2 separate regions of the Homo sapiens genome follow, and region 2 is linked to region 1. Evidence: read pairs that join two places in POLR2A ChIA-PET (ENCODE). Cell type or tissue: Panc1. All regions are shown on one strand. Links, peaks and the distances in the headings refer to the core of each region. The heading gives the core; the rest is flanking DNA.

Region 1 (7,263 bases), core at 849-5,848:
GTATTTGGGATGAAGGATTTCCAGCAGACCTGTTACACGGGTCCAGGCGGACAAAGAGTGAAAGGCAGACACTGAATTAGAATCAACATGTATGTGAGGGGCTCCTTGAGATGTGGCTGTTTCTCTACCTCTAATCCCACTAGGATATGGCTGAACTCCATTTACATGCTGGGTGATTGGTATGTCCTAAGGCAGAATATTTAAACCATCAGATGCACAAATCAGATTCTAGTTATTAACAAAGATACATTGTATATCAACTCCTATAGAAAAATCAAAGAGTAAAAACCTTGATGAATAATTCATGCGTACCTCAGCTATCCTTCACCATTATTGATATTTGAGAACTCCTGAGGGAAAATTGGGGGTTTATCCTGATAGGAAGAAGTCCTTATGGAGCACCTGAGATGCTTGGAGACAACTGGAATTCAGGGTGCCCAAACAGATTTGCACTGATCATTCAGAGGATGTTTACCTGACATTGATTTACTCTTCTTTTTTATTAAAAAAATCCCATTTTATTCAGGGTAGAAATGTACCTAACTATAACTCCTGATTTCCCAGATTTCTTGGGAGCTAAGAGTAGTTATATGACATAGATATGGCCAAGAATATGATAACAGTTTGCTGGGAGAGGTTTCCAGAAGTTTTTGGTTTCTTGGTTAAACAAAAAAGGACAGCTATATCTGGTATACTCCCTGAATTCATCACTCTATATATTATCACACACATCCACACAGGCACACACATATGTATTTCCTGTTTTATGTTACCCAGGTTCTGGACATGATGCCTGGAACGAGAGCAGACCATGAGGAGAAAGCCATGAGAATCACAGAGATGCTGGCCTCAGGCCATTAGACCACTGAACTAAGGTCAGCAGCCTTCTGGTTATGAGGAAGGAGGGACGTATTTGTTGGCCATTCCATTACTTGAAGCTAAGAGCATTCTCAGATGAATTAGATGGATTTGCTGAGGCATGTCTTACAAAACCTGCCACTTACAGGAGCCAGTTGCCTGATTTTCAAAGTAGATCACCAGTGTGTTCCCTCTAGTGGGGCGGGGGACAAGATAGCCTAGTCCTCACCTCCTGAGCTGGCCTAAAAGTTTTATTTTTGGATCTTCTAACGAACCTTAGTTTAAGGAGAGAGCCAGGCTTTCTTGCCCCCTACATTGTACATCTGGGGAGCTATGAGGTCATTGGAGCATAAAGTGGACCCATGGAAGGAGAACTCTGACAATGGCTCATATTATAGATGGAAAATGTGAGATATTTGTTACCCTTTTAAGAGATGTAAATTTCCCAGGAGGAAGGCAGTTGGCTTTTTTTTTTCTTTTAGCTATGAAGATGATGGATCCAGAAACCGAGGAATATGTTGGAATCCAGGTATTGTCTCTGAGGCAGATTCATCAACAGAACCCAGAAAGACAGCCTGGTTTTTTTTTTTTGTTTGTTTGTTTTTTTGTGTGTGTGTGTGTGTGTGTGTGTGTTTGTGGTTTTTTTTTTTTTTTGAGATAGAGTTGTTGCCCAGGCTGGAGTGTGATGGCCTCATCTCGGTTCACCGCAGCCTCCACTTCCCAGGTTCAAGCAATTCTCCTGCCTCAGTCTCTGGAGTAGTTGGGATTACAGGCACCCGCCACCACGCCCAGCTAATTTTTGTATTTTTAGTAGAGACAGGGTTTCACCATGTTGGTCAGGATGGTCTCCAACTCCTGACCTCGTGATCTGCCTGCCTCGGCCTCCCAAAGTGATGAGATTGCAGGTATGAGCCACCGCAACCGGCCGACAGCCTGGTTTTTAAGGCAGTCACCCTGTATTTGAAATCCTTTCTTAGTGTTAGGAATGAAGGTTCTAGAGCTACCACAGTCAATAGGGTAACTGGGTTTGAATCCCTCTTAACTGGCTGTGTGACCTTGAGGATGTTGTTTACCATCTCTGAGCCCCAGTTTCCTTATTTGTCAGGAAATGATACTTATACATAAACTGTGTGGGTTGGGGAAGGTGTAGAGATATTGGCTACATGGTGTCTTGCACAACATCTGACACAGAATTAGACACAGGAACTAGAAATGATAACAATAAGCACAATAATAATGATAGTTATTATTATCACTATTCAATATACATTTTTTAAACTACCAAAAGAGCTGTTCCATTTGAAACAGCCACAGAGAAACAGAGTATCCTGTGGTTAGCGGGGAGAGAACACCCCAGTGAGATGAGAAAGTCTTGATCTGCAGAAGTCTGGGGCTGTGTGTGTGTGTTTTTTATAAGATTGACATCTCTAAAAAGAAGTTACAAGACTAGCTACCAGGGGAGAAACCGATCACAAAGCCGAGTGTAAGCAAGAATTACGCTTTCCTTCTGTGCTACAGCAACGCTGCACCCTCTGGGGGCTGGTTTTCATTTGTAATCTTAGTAAATCAGCCAAGTTGCAGACAGCAAACCTTGTATTGATTGGGAGCCCTGCAGGGGAGCTCAGGCACCAGGAGACCTCGGAACCTTGGTTTCACTTATTAGTTACCACTTTCTGGAGCACGCAGGCGTGTGTGTGTGTCTGTGTCTGAGATCACGCTAGGATAATTCTATGTATGTGTAGGTTCTGGTGGGAAGGCTTCCACAGGGAAAGATGGTTGTATTTTTTAAACTCTGTTGACAGGCAGAAGGTCAAGGGCTATTTCTCACCTTTTTCTTCCCCAAATGAGTGACTGTCCTAGGCCATGGTAATACAGTGCATAGATATGAAGACCAAGGGCATAAAATGGAAATGATCATCATAGCAACTGCCTAATGAAGTTGTCTTGAGGATTAATTGAATTAATTGACTGACCTGGAGAAAGAGGGCATTTCAGAGCCCTCCCTCCCTCCCACCCTCTCTTGGAGGATGCACCCTGAGCTCTAGGAATTTCCTAAAAATCTTATGTCTCAGGCCACACGTTCTTTCCTTTGGGCATGTCAGGGAATGTCCAAGGTGATGCTGAGAGGCATGATGCAGAAATAAGTGTAACTGAGCATATAAATATTATGCCAGATGTTCAGCAAGAGATTCCTCATCCTTCCTCTCAATTAGGCCTTCCAACAGAACTTCTGTTTATAAAGTAAGGGGTGAAAAGCTGAGAGTCATGTTGAGTTTATCTCATTTCCCTCCATTGAAAAGGTAGCAGGAAGAAAGGAAGAAAGGAGCAAGGGAAGGAAGTGAGGGAGAAGGGAAGAAAGAAAGGAATAAAGCAAGAAGGGGAGAGAGGAAAGTGGAAAGGAGAGAAGTAGTGACAAGTGACGTCACAGAATAAAGAGTTAGATTCCAGGCATGTTAAGGCACCCAGGTATACGCAAGATGAGAGCAGGTGGGATCTAGCAACGTGTGCAGAGCTCGTGGCTCCCAGGGGCCTATCCCTCCCCTGACACAGTCAGACAACTACCTCCCTTCTCTCCTCTCACCCCCACCACACAGAAATGGGATTTCTGTGGGTAATAAACCAAAAAGACTCAGGACTTAAGGGGTCAACAGAGACAGTAGACAGTGGGAAGAGAAATGAGTCAAGACTTGAGCCTTTCAGCCCTTCTCTCTTCTCATCCAAATGTTTAGAGGATTTTTATCTGGAGAAACTGACATATCCCTGAGAAAAGACGTCAAGATCCTGAAATATGGTAGCTCCCAATGAATAGGCTGACTCACTGCCTCATCATCCTACAAGGAATTTCATCAGTCAACAGTCCAGACCCCATGTGCATGGAACTCACAAATGGCTTCTTAGAGTCCTGATCTTCAAGCTGACCAGACCATGGGGAGGATTTCCAATGCAGAAGAGAGAGACCCAAACAAGCAACCTAAAAAAAAAAAAAAAAAAAAAAAAAAAAAAAAAAAAAAAGGTGGTGGAGGGATCTAAGAATGGAGAAATCTGCAGTATTTAAATCTGTAGAATATTAAAATAATCAGCCAGAGGAGTTGGGAGCAGCTACCCCAGGGAGTAAGATTCAGGGGTGATGAGAGTTGAATTTTTTTTTTTTATTAAAAGACTTTTATTAAGACTTTCAACACTCTTTGATTTTTTAATAAAGCAATGTGTACACATTGTTTTGGCAAATATAAGACTTATTTTTAAAATAATACGCTTACAAGAAAGCAATGTTTCCCATTGAACAGATGAGTAAACTGAGGCTCGGAAAGGTTAAGTGACTTACCCAATATCACATAGCAAGCAAATCCAAGAGCTGAATCTGAAGCCATAACTGTCTTTCTTACAACCTCAGGATGTTCCCTTTTTTTAAAAATGAGTGATTCTTTGCTTGCTAGGTAAAATCAGTTTTAAGAAAACCAGTTCCTGACAGATAACATTCCTGTTATGAGCCTCCTGTGAGGTCAGTTAGCGTCAGCTGGTTGTTCAGCAGACTCTTCAAGTCCCTTGTTAAGGGGATAAAACTGGAGGCCCTGGGGTGCGTTTGGCCACTCAATGCATGATTCTAGGCATGTTCTTCCTTGCGACCAGGATTGTGAGTGCTGAAACTCAATATGGCAGCCCCTGAGGGCTGCTGGAAGACAAGGAATGAAAAAAAAAGCAGCCTTAAATACATTATTCATGTCTGCCTGCATTGGGAACTAGGGAATTTTGAGGAACTCTTTTAGTGGTTGAAGAAAGTCCTTCCCTTTAGACAAACAAATAAATGCATGCATAAAATTGGCTCAGTGCTGGAACTCCCAGACTATGATGTGTTTGTCAGGGTTGTGGTTTTCAAGTGTTAGCAGGTTTTTTGTAGTTTGGGAAGCTCCAAGAAACATCACCCTCTTGTTCTCTGTGTCAACATTAAAGGCAGCCATGCAGAGCTGCTGGAAGTTTAGTAGATATTTATAAGTAGAGACCGATAGATTAGGAATGGGCTCAAGTAGGAGGTGGAGAGAGGTTGAGGAAAACACACTATGTCTTACTTCTTTGAGTCTGACAACTCAAGTGCCATTGGGGCTGAAATCTGGGAATCCAAATGTGGGAGGCTATTATCTCCTTTTGCTGGAAAGTGTCTTTATGGAGGCCAATTGGGATTACTAGTTCTGTCCATTGAAATTTATTTCCTCTTGGAAACTTTCTTGACTTCTCACCTTCCTCACCACTGGATAAGTTAGAGCTTCCATAGAAATCCGAATCCAGACACCTATCTACATCGCCTATGTTAGCACTTAGTACAGTTAGTGGAATGTTTGGTTTATTTTCTCACCTCTTCTACTTGATTTTTAGCAGCAAGGTTAGGGACTGAACCTGTGCTGCATAATACAGTATCCCATTGTGCCTGGCACACTACATACAGCAGCCATAATAAATATTTCCTGATAGGCAAAAAGAATGGAACATAACAATTCAACAATACATCCTCCCAGAAAGATGTTTTTATTCTATTTTTCTGAATGGCAGAGTTCACTTTCTCATCCCTACTTAGAATAGCTAAAATGTGCCATTCATAATTACTACAATTTTTTTTTGTTTAAAAAAATCCTACCAGCCTTGCCAATATGGTGAAACCCCGTCTCCACTAAAAATACAAAAATTAGCCGGACGTGGTGGCCAGTGCCTGTAATCCCAGCTACTTGGGAGGCTGAGGGGGGAGAATCGTTTGAACATGGGAGGCGGAAGTTGCAGTGAGTTAAGATGGTGCCACTGCACTCCAGCCTGGGCAACAGAGTGAGACTCCATCTCAAAAAACAAACAAACAAACAAAATCCTAGACAATGTATGGATTGTGTATAAAGTGGGGGAGATTATGTGCATATGTTAGAGCAACTGAGACAACTTCAACTTGGAGATCAATCATCAAGCCTTCAACCACTGCCCCTGGATTCTTTTCCTTAGAGCACTTTGTGTGTAGATATCATGTTTCAGCCTTTTCACTTTCAGAATCTTGGAATCCGCCAGGAAGTTTCCCTGCTCCATTTTAGTTAATTCCTTGTTACAATAGGATATACCAGGACCTCTGTGTTGATATGTCTGGAATCTGGGCTTTCCCATTTCACCTTATGAGAAGCCACCAGTCTCAAGCTTTAGCCAGTTAGAGGAGAACTTAATTCCTCTTGTCAGCTGCCATTTTGGTTTGCTTCTCCTCCTTTTTCTGACTTGAAAGTCACTTCCTGTGTTAACTGGATTCTTCATGGGTTATTCTGTGGTTTCTAGTCTTGTTGGATAAACTGTATCCGTAGCTACTTAGTAGTAAATGATTAAGTCTCAGGACTCATAGTAGGGTTTAGCTGGGCAAAAGATTGATAAGCTCAATTTTTTTTTTTTATTGGTAAGATGCCAAACAAATATACTCTAACTGGTTTGGGAATAGAATGACTCATTTGGAAAATTATCTGGAGAGCATTGTGAGCCTCTTATAGCATCTCATTGTTAAGTGAGACTAAGACACAAGAACTGGAAAGGATTTTAATGAATGTGAGGTCTAACCATGTTGTTTTATAGGTGGAAGGCTCACAGAGAAGAAAGTGTATCAACCTCAGTCAAGCAAATCTCTTTCAGCAATTTAAGAAATGATTTTGTAATGGAAATAATATTTTAAAATATTATTTATTTGTTTTTATCTTATACCACAAACATTGCATTTCCAGGCAACCATTGTACCATTTTCCCCAGGAAAAGCAAGAGGAAAAGAAATTTACCTCAGAAAACAGGAGGATAAAATATAGGCAAAACCATCACAGGATAGGAAAAAGTGGAAATCACGTGTTTTTCTGGCTCAGAATGGATTGAGATAAGGAAAAGAGGATGCTCTCATGCTGGGAGGTGTGCATGGGTCCTTCCTATCTCTTCTGAGGCTCAAGCCTTGGATGTAGGTTGAGATTCGGGAAATAGACACCTCCCAAGCTGCTTCAACCAACATTGAGACTTCCATAGCAAAGTGATAGTAGCATAACAATGGAGGGAAGAGAAACACAAAGTTAGAGATACGGAGATGCAGAGAAAGAGAAGGGTAGAGAGGGAAAGGGGTTGCATTATTATTCCCAAGTGACACTAAAATCTTGTATGGTAGAATGAATCAAACTATTTACCCATGCCTCATGATGGAAGAGGAGAAAGGTAGCTGAGATTCCATCTAGGGGGTTTACCAGGGTGGGATACATTACTCTGCAACTGAGGGCTATGTTATATGGTTCCCAGAGCAGGGCACACTGGAATCAGGTATGTCCAGCCCTCCAAACAGCCATTGTGAGGTCAAGTCAGAATCTGTGTCCAGACAAAGTAGGAAAATAGCCCATAAGTTAGCAGCCCCAGCTTTTCCAT
Region 2 (7,263 bases), core at 744-5,743, 62 kb before region 1:
TTCCTGGACGACCCAACTTCCAACATGCTACCTTGCTCTCTTGCATGAGCATTCCTCATTCATCCTTGAAGACTAGCTTTAGACATCATTCTGTCTGGAAGTCTTCCTCACCCCCATTAGCCTGGGATGGAGGCCCATCATTTTACCCATCACTGCTTGTCACTTACCATGGTGTTTGTCATCAATTGTTTGTGCACCTCTTTCCCACGAAATGAAGATTGCTGCAAGGGCTAGAAAACCTCTTGACAGTCTGTGCCAGGCTGAATAATGTCTCTCCTCCCAGATATATTCACATCCCAATCCACTCAACCTGTGACTATGTTACCTGACGGCAAAAGCCACTTTGTAGATGTGATTTGGTTAAGGATTTGAGATGAGGAGATTATCCTGGATTATCCAGATGGGCCTGATAGAATCACAAGGGTCCTCATAAAAGGAAGGCAGGAGAGTCAAAGTCAGAAAAAGGAGATGAGAGGATGAAAACAAAGGTCGGAGCGATGCACTTTAAAGATGGAGGAAGGTTCCGTGAGTCAAAGAATGCAGATGGCCTCTAAAAGCTGGAAAGGCTGGGACCTGTGATCTCAGTGTTTTGGAAGGCTCAGCTGGGAGGATTGCTTGAGCCCAGGAGTTCGAGACCAGCCTGGGAAACTTAGATATACTCTGTCTCTACCAAGAAAGAAAAATTAGGTGGATGTAGTAGTGCATGCCTATGGTCCCAGCTACAAGGGAGGCTGAGGTGGGAGGATGGCTTGAGCTGAGGAGGTCGAGGCTGCAGTGAGGCTTGACAGCAATGCTGTATTCCAGCCTGGGCAATATTTCAAGACCCTGTCTCAAAACTTAATCAATCAACTATATATATATATATAAAATATATAATCATATACATGATATATATTATATCATATATATTATATATATCATATATAATATAGGATGTATTACATTATACATTTAATCTTCTGATCAATGCTTTGAGGGAAGCACATTTTTTTAAAAATTTACTTTTTGGGGGTATATATATAATGTAATACATATATAATGTATTACATTATATATTACGTGTGATGTATTGTTATATATTATATGTGTATTACATTATATATTATGTATGATATGTTATAATATATAAAATATATAATATATATTATATAATAGTTATATAATATGTACTATATATTATATATAGTATTATATTATACTATATATAATACTATATATAGTATATATAATACTATATATAATACTATATATAGTATATATAATACTATATATTATACTATATATAGTATATATAATACTATATATAGTATATATAATACTATATATTATACTATATATAGTATATATAATACTATATATAATACTATATATAGTATATATAATACTATATATTATACTATATATAGTATATATAATACTATATATTATACTATATATAATACTATATATATAATATATATTATAATATATATATTAGAACCTGGAAAAGGCAGGGATATGGATTCTGCCCAAGACATGCAGAAGGAAGGTAGCCCTGCTGACAACTTGATTTTAGGACTTCTGACCTTTGTTGTAATTTGTTACAGCAGCAATAAGAAGTGAAAACACAGCTCTAGTGCTTAGATAGAGCTAGGCACACAGTAGGAACTTAAGTGTTTCTTCCACAAATGAATATTTGAGCCATTTGCAGTGCAATGTTTGTGTCTCCGTTTCACGTATATCTTCTTGTAAGTCAAGGTTTATGAGTGGTCATCAAATGAAAAGTGGAAGGGACATTTCTCTGAAAGTCTGTAGCAGAGATTTTCCTGTCATAGACAACACAAGCTGGTTTGAGCAGCATTAAGTGTGAGGGAATTCAATAGATTTATTCTGTAACTTGGGAAAACTTGTTTGATCTCTCAGGGTCTCTGTTTTCCCATCTGTAAGAAATCAAAAGTTAGTCTCGCCTTCTTCCTGACGGTGAAGTTCATAAAGACAGATGATGTTATTCAACCAGAGTATTCCTTGGAAGACAAGGTTCTATATAAATCCTGGGTAGCCTGATTGTTGCATTAATAATAAATATTTAAGAAATAAAGCCCACGTTTTCAAAAACAAATAAACGAAGACACCCAGCATCACCTGTCACTTAGGGAAGGTTGTGCTCTCTTCCTGAACTAAAACACTTAGTGTTTTTAATAGCTTCACTTCTTAATATTCTGTAACCAAAGAAGTGGAATGCACAACTTTAGGATTAAATATTAAAATATTAAATATTAAATCAGACAGCAGAAATTCATCACATGCTTGAATCTGCCCAGTTTACTCGGGGTTTCCTAGGCACGCTAAGAAATCCAAGTACTGTTCTTATTCACTGAGGTCATTTCTTTCCTCTTTTAATGCCAGACACACAGGCACCATATACATCTTTTTATTGATCAATCTCAAAGAGTTGAATGAAATAGAACAAATACTAGCATCTGTACTTGAAATAACCCATCTGGCATGATGAATCTAGAGGTTGCATTTACTAGACATGGCCAGTTATTCCGAATGAGGAAGCGGCACATGATTTGTCTTCTTGGCCAATGTCTGTTTCTTCTTGACTCCTCGTACCAGCAGCTTTGTGTAGCCTGCGTTGCAACCCTGGGCCCGATCTTTGTGTAAATTTTGACTGCAACAGTGGCCTGACAGTCAGCTGGGTGTCATCATAATCCAAGCTCCAGTACTCAAAGAAGACCAGAGAACCCTGCTAACTTGATTGATGGAATCTGGTGTTTCTCTACCCAAGGAAAACAACTTTGATGTTTATCTTCACTCTTTCTGCCTCCCCTGTCTGTCTTTCAAATTCTTGCTCAGAGAAAGTCTTCTGCCCTCCAAAACCCATTTCTGAGAGATGACCTGATGCTAGGCATTTATAATTCATTCTTTAGGTAAGCCACAGGGTTTAGTGAAAAGACAGAAAGACCTACTCCCCTGCTTAGCTTGTGACCTTGAGCAAGCTGGTTCACCTTTTGAGACTATTTTCTCATCTGTTAATGAAGATGGAAGGAATAGTGTGATTATGTTTACACAGTGGTATGTTGCCATTCACAAGCTTGGAGGTATTAATTAAGTCACATTTCCTTTAGTGATTAGATTAACACAACCCTAAGCCTTAATGCTGGCCTGGCAAAAACTCCTCTGAGCATGTGTGTTGGAGGGAATATATAGCGGGAGAGGGAAGAAGGAGAAAGTGTTTATCCGTAACGATACTCAACCACAATTGCTATTATCCTAGCCCCAGTTTCTCTTTCTTATTTTTTATTTTTTTGAGACAGGATCTTGCTCTCTCACCCAGGCTGGAATGCAGTGGCACAATCTCAGCTCACTGCAACCTCCACTTCCCAGGCTCAAACAATCCTCCCACCTCAGCCCCCCAAGTAGATGGAACTACAGGTACGTACCACCACACCTGGGTAGTTTTTGCATTTTGTGTAGAGACGGAGTTTCACCATGTTGTCCAGGATAGTGTCGAACTCCTAAGCTCAAGTGATCCACCTTCCACGGCCTTCCAAAGTAGTGGAATTACAGGTGTGAGCCACTTTGCCCAGCCATCTAGGTCCAGGTTCTCAATTAAAGGTCTTCAATTTACATTCATATGCAAAGTCAGTAACTCAGAATATGACTATACTGCTCAGGTGTCTGGGTCCCCTGAAGTTTCCAGGCTCAAGCACAATTTGTGTGCAGAATCAGCTTCTGTAAGTGTTGAGATATTGGCATTGTACCAAGATAGCTGGGCGCATTTCCTCTCTATTTCAAGGTGAGTCATGGGAGGCCTTCAGTATCTTTTAATGTTCACTGGTTAATAGGTCTATATTTGTCTCAGAGATATTCTACTCTCATTGAAACTCAAAATGATCAGAGGTCAGTTCTCCCTATGGGAATTTACCTGTATCTCACTTCAGCAGCCACTGAGTTCCACATTCCAAGAAATCACATAAGGAGGTGGTCTTTGTGAAGCCATAACCTTGTCCTGATAGCATATATACACCGTGGTACAGTGGCAGATGCATAACCTCCTTATTTTCCTTTTAATACACTGGTACCTTCTTCATTTATCCATTTATCCAAAAACTTACCCATCCTTCCAAGCTCAGGCCAGTGCCTCCTCCTCTGCAACACTTCTACTCATCTCCTTTTCCTCCAAATACTTTAATGAGTGAACTCATCCTGTCTTTCATATTAAATCATAGTTCTGGAGCTTATAAGCCACAAGGGCAGTAACAATGCTAAATAAACACACAGTGCCTTTTCCATCTTAGACTTTGGATCAGGCTCTTTACATTTTATTTATTTATTTATTTATTTAGAGACAGAATTTCACTCTTGTCACCCAGGCTGGAGTGCAGTGGCACGATCTCGGCTCACTGGAACCTCTGCCTCCCGGGTTCAAGAGATTCTCCTGCCTCAGCCTCCTGAGTAGCTGGGAATTACAGGCGCCCGCCACCACACCCAGCTATTTTTTTTTTTTTTTTGTATTTTTAGTAGAGACAGGGTTTCACCATGTTGGCCAGGCTGGTCTTGAACTTCTGACCTTAGGTGATCCACCTGTCTCGGCCTCCCAAAGTACTGGGATTACAGGCATGAGCCACCGCGCCCAGCCTCTTTACATATTATTTATTCAGAGTTTTGTTGAGTAAATACCCAAGCATCTGATACTGTGGTGGGTGCTGGGTGCTGAATAACAACACAAAGACATGCCTGGTTGCTGCATGCTTGCAGCGTGTGGTCTTGATCAGCTGTGGAAAACTGTGACCTATGCCTGCTTCTGTATGGTCCATAAGCTCAGAATGTTTATTTTATTTTTAAACATGTTTAAAGTGTGTGTGTGTAAGACAGAGAGAGAGAGAAAAAATACGCAGCAGAGACCTCATGTAGCCTGCAGAGCCTAAAATATTTACTACCTGGTCCTTTACAGAAAAAGTCTGCTGACCTCTAAAGATCTCACTGTATCTATACAACTATCCTGCAAGACAGATTTTTTTTAAAAAATTACATCCGTTTTACTTATGAGAAAACTGATATTCATGGAGGTGAATTATCTTGTCCAAGATGATACACTTAACACTTTCTGAGCTGGAGGTTCAGATTAGAATATGGTCGGTTTGTCTGGGGCCCACAGTCGTGTGGTCATTCTAGACTTGCAGGGAGGAGGCCAGTGTTCCTGTCCTGGTTATACCCCAGTTTAACCATGGAAACCACGTACTCCCCTGCCACCATGTTCATCCTGCAATGCTATAATAGTAATCCATTCTATGGGATGAGGAGGCAGTGCCTTTAAAAAGTCAACTGCTGATAAGATCAAGAAAACAGACTTCCAGGATTAGGAAGAAAGATTGGCAGTCGAGAATTAGAAACCCCAGTTGCAGTCCTCTTTTGGCCTCAGAATTTCCATACATAAAATGTAGAAGTTGGATTGCTTGACTTCTAAAGTACCTCCCAATACCTCCCAAACCTGAAAATTCAGAGTTCTGAGGATACATTTCCTTTACTCTGGTTGGACTGTACTTATTTTTCTTTATAGTGACCATATCATAACTGTTGACCAACTGAATAATAATGATTTAATATTTAATTTAAATGTTTTATATTGGGAGAGTGTAAAGTGCTATCCACACCTCTAAGACATCTTGCTTGTTCAATCTGCAGGGCTGTTGGCATCCTCTCATGTTCTATCTAATACTTTGTAATAAGAAAGGCAAAGACTCTAAGACAACCAGGCAGAATGGATACTCCTAATGATGACTAATGAGGCTTCCCCATAGGAAGGCTGTACTCTGTATTCTGACCCCCAACCAAATTAACCAAATTAACATTGGCTGATTGGAAGTGTGCTCTGCAAATTTGCAATAGAAGATGTGCTGGCTGAGGTATCTAACTTCTATAGATACGACCCAAATTACTTCCACAGAGATGCTTACCCATCTATACTACACAGCCCTTTCCCCAAACCTGGTCCTCATTATTATGCCTATGTTCTGCTTGTCTGAATCCAGTGGTTTGAGGTATGTTTTGGAAAGTGAGAAGTTTGCTATTTAAGACAGACAGGTGATTTGCACTCCCAAATGTTTATTTTTATTTTTATTTAATTATTTATTTATTTATTTTTGAGATGGAGTCTCACTCTGTCACCCAGGCTGGAGTGCCATGGCACGATCTGGGCTCATTGCACCCTCCGCCTCCTGGGTTCAAGCGATTCTCCTGCCTCAGCCTCCTGAGTAGCTGGGATTACAGGTGCCTGCCACCATGCCCCGCTAATTTTTTTTGTTGTTGTTGTATTTTTAGTAGAGATGATGTTTCACCATGTTGGCCAGGCTGGTCTCAAACTCCTGACCTCAAGTGATCCACCTGCCTCGGCCTCTTAAAGTGCTGGGATTACAGGCGTGAGCAGCCACACCTGGCCTGAGTCACTGCACCCAGCCATGCACTCCCAAACATTTCTGAGGACAGTGGCTCTCTGTCTGGGTTGTGTATTGGAATCATCTGAGAAACTTTAAGAAATGCCATTAGAATCTCATACCTAGAGATTCACATTTAATTGAATTGAGTAGGGCAAACACTTAAAAAGCTTCACTGGATATTCTAACACGAATAGGGGTTTGAGAACTACCATTCTAGGAAAAGGTACATGTAGATCAAATGGCATAGTAGGTACGGTATCTAATTCTGAATTATCCAATTTAAGATAGAATCAAACTTCTATGTATTTTTGTAAAAATAATATACATGTAGTGTTTTAGATATTTGATCTTACAATGTATAAAGATTAAGGTTTTGGAGAGAACGACAAAGAAGAACTACAGTGTAAAACATGCTTTACTATTTTTTTATTAGCTCATTTTGAAATACCCAGGCAAAATTGACGGTAAGTGGACATAAATGATCACCTTTCAGTATTGCTTCTAATTATTTACAGAGTTAATTCAGTTCTAGTCAAAGCTTTTTAAATCATACTTTTGCATAACTGTTTCTTTATTGTTTTAGAATATGGATTTTTGTTATTTATTAACCCTATCAATTTGTTTTTCTTTTCTAGAGACAGAGTGTTGCTATATCATGCAGGCTGGTCTCAAGCAGTCCTCCCACCATGGCCTCCCAAAGTGCTGGGATTACAGGCGTAAGATACCATGCCCTGCCTTCATGTTTTTTTGTTTTTGTTTTTTAAATACCATCAGCACCATTTTGGTGAACTACACAGCATATAAGAAAAATAATCCCTTGCTTTTGCCGCAAGTAACATTT

What was found. ChIA-PET counts read pairs that join two places held together with the same protein. Peaks named below come from ENCODE experiments on the same cell type or tissue, not always from the same donor. Only the 100,000 strongest peaks of a DNase experiment are listed, where the experiment ranks them.
Region 2: POLR2A ChIA-PET joins it to region 1 with 5 read pairs; 2 of 35 experiments call an interaction of 5 or more read pairs at or near these places.

The regions. Positions count from the first base shown.
Region 1 is chr16:17,800,214-17,807,476 of GRCh38, reverse strand. No RefSeq gene overlaps it. Among named protein-coding and RNA genes, the nearest start is that of XYLT1, 330 kb to the right of the region's middle. In Panc1, for the core only: no CTCF peak of the experiment used is centred there; a DNase peak (open chromatin) is centred at 3,606.
Region 2 is chr16:17,862,596-17,869,858 of GRCh38, reverse strand. The region is part of intron 3 of LOC107984893 (a long non-coding RNA gene); the gene reads left to right. Among named protein-coding and RNA genes, the nearest start is that of XYLT1, 400 kb to the right of the region's middle. In Panc1, for the core only: no CTCF peak of the experiment used is centred there; no DNase peak of the experiment used is centred there.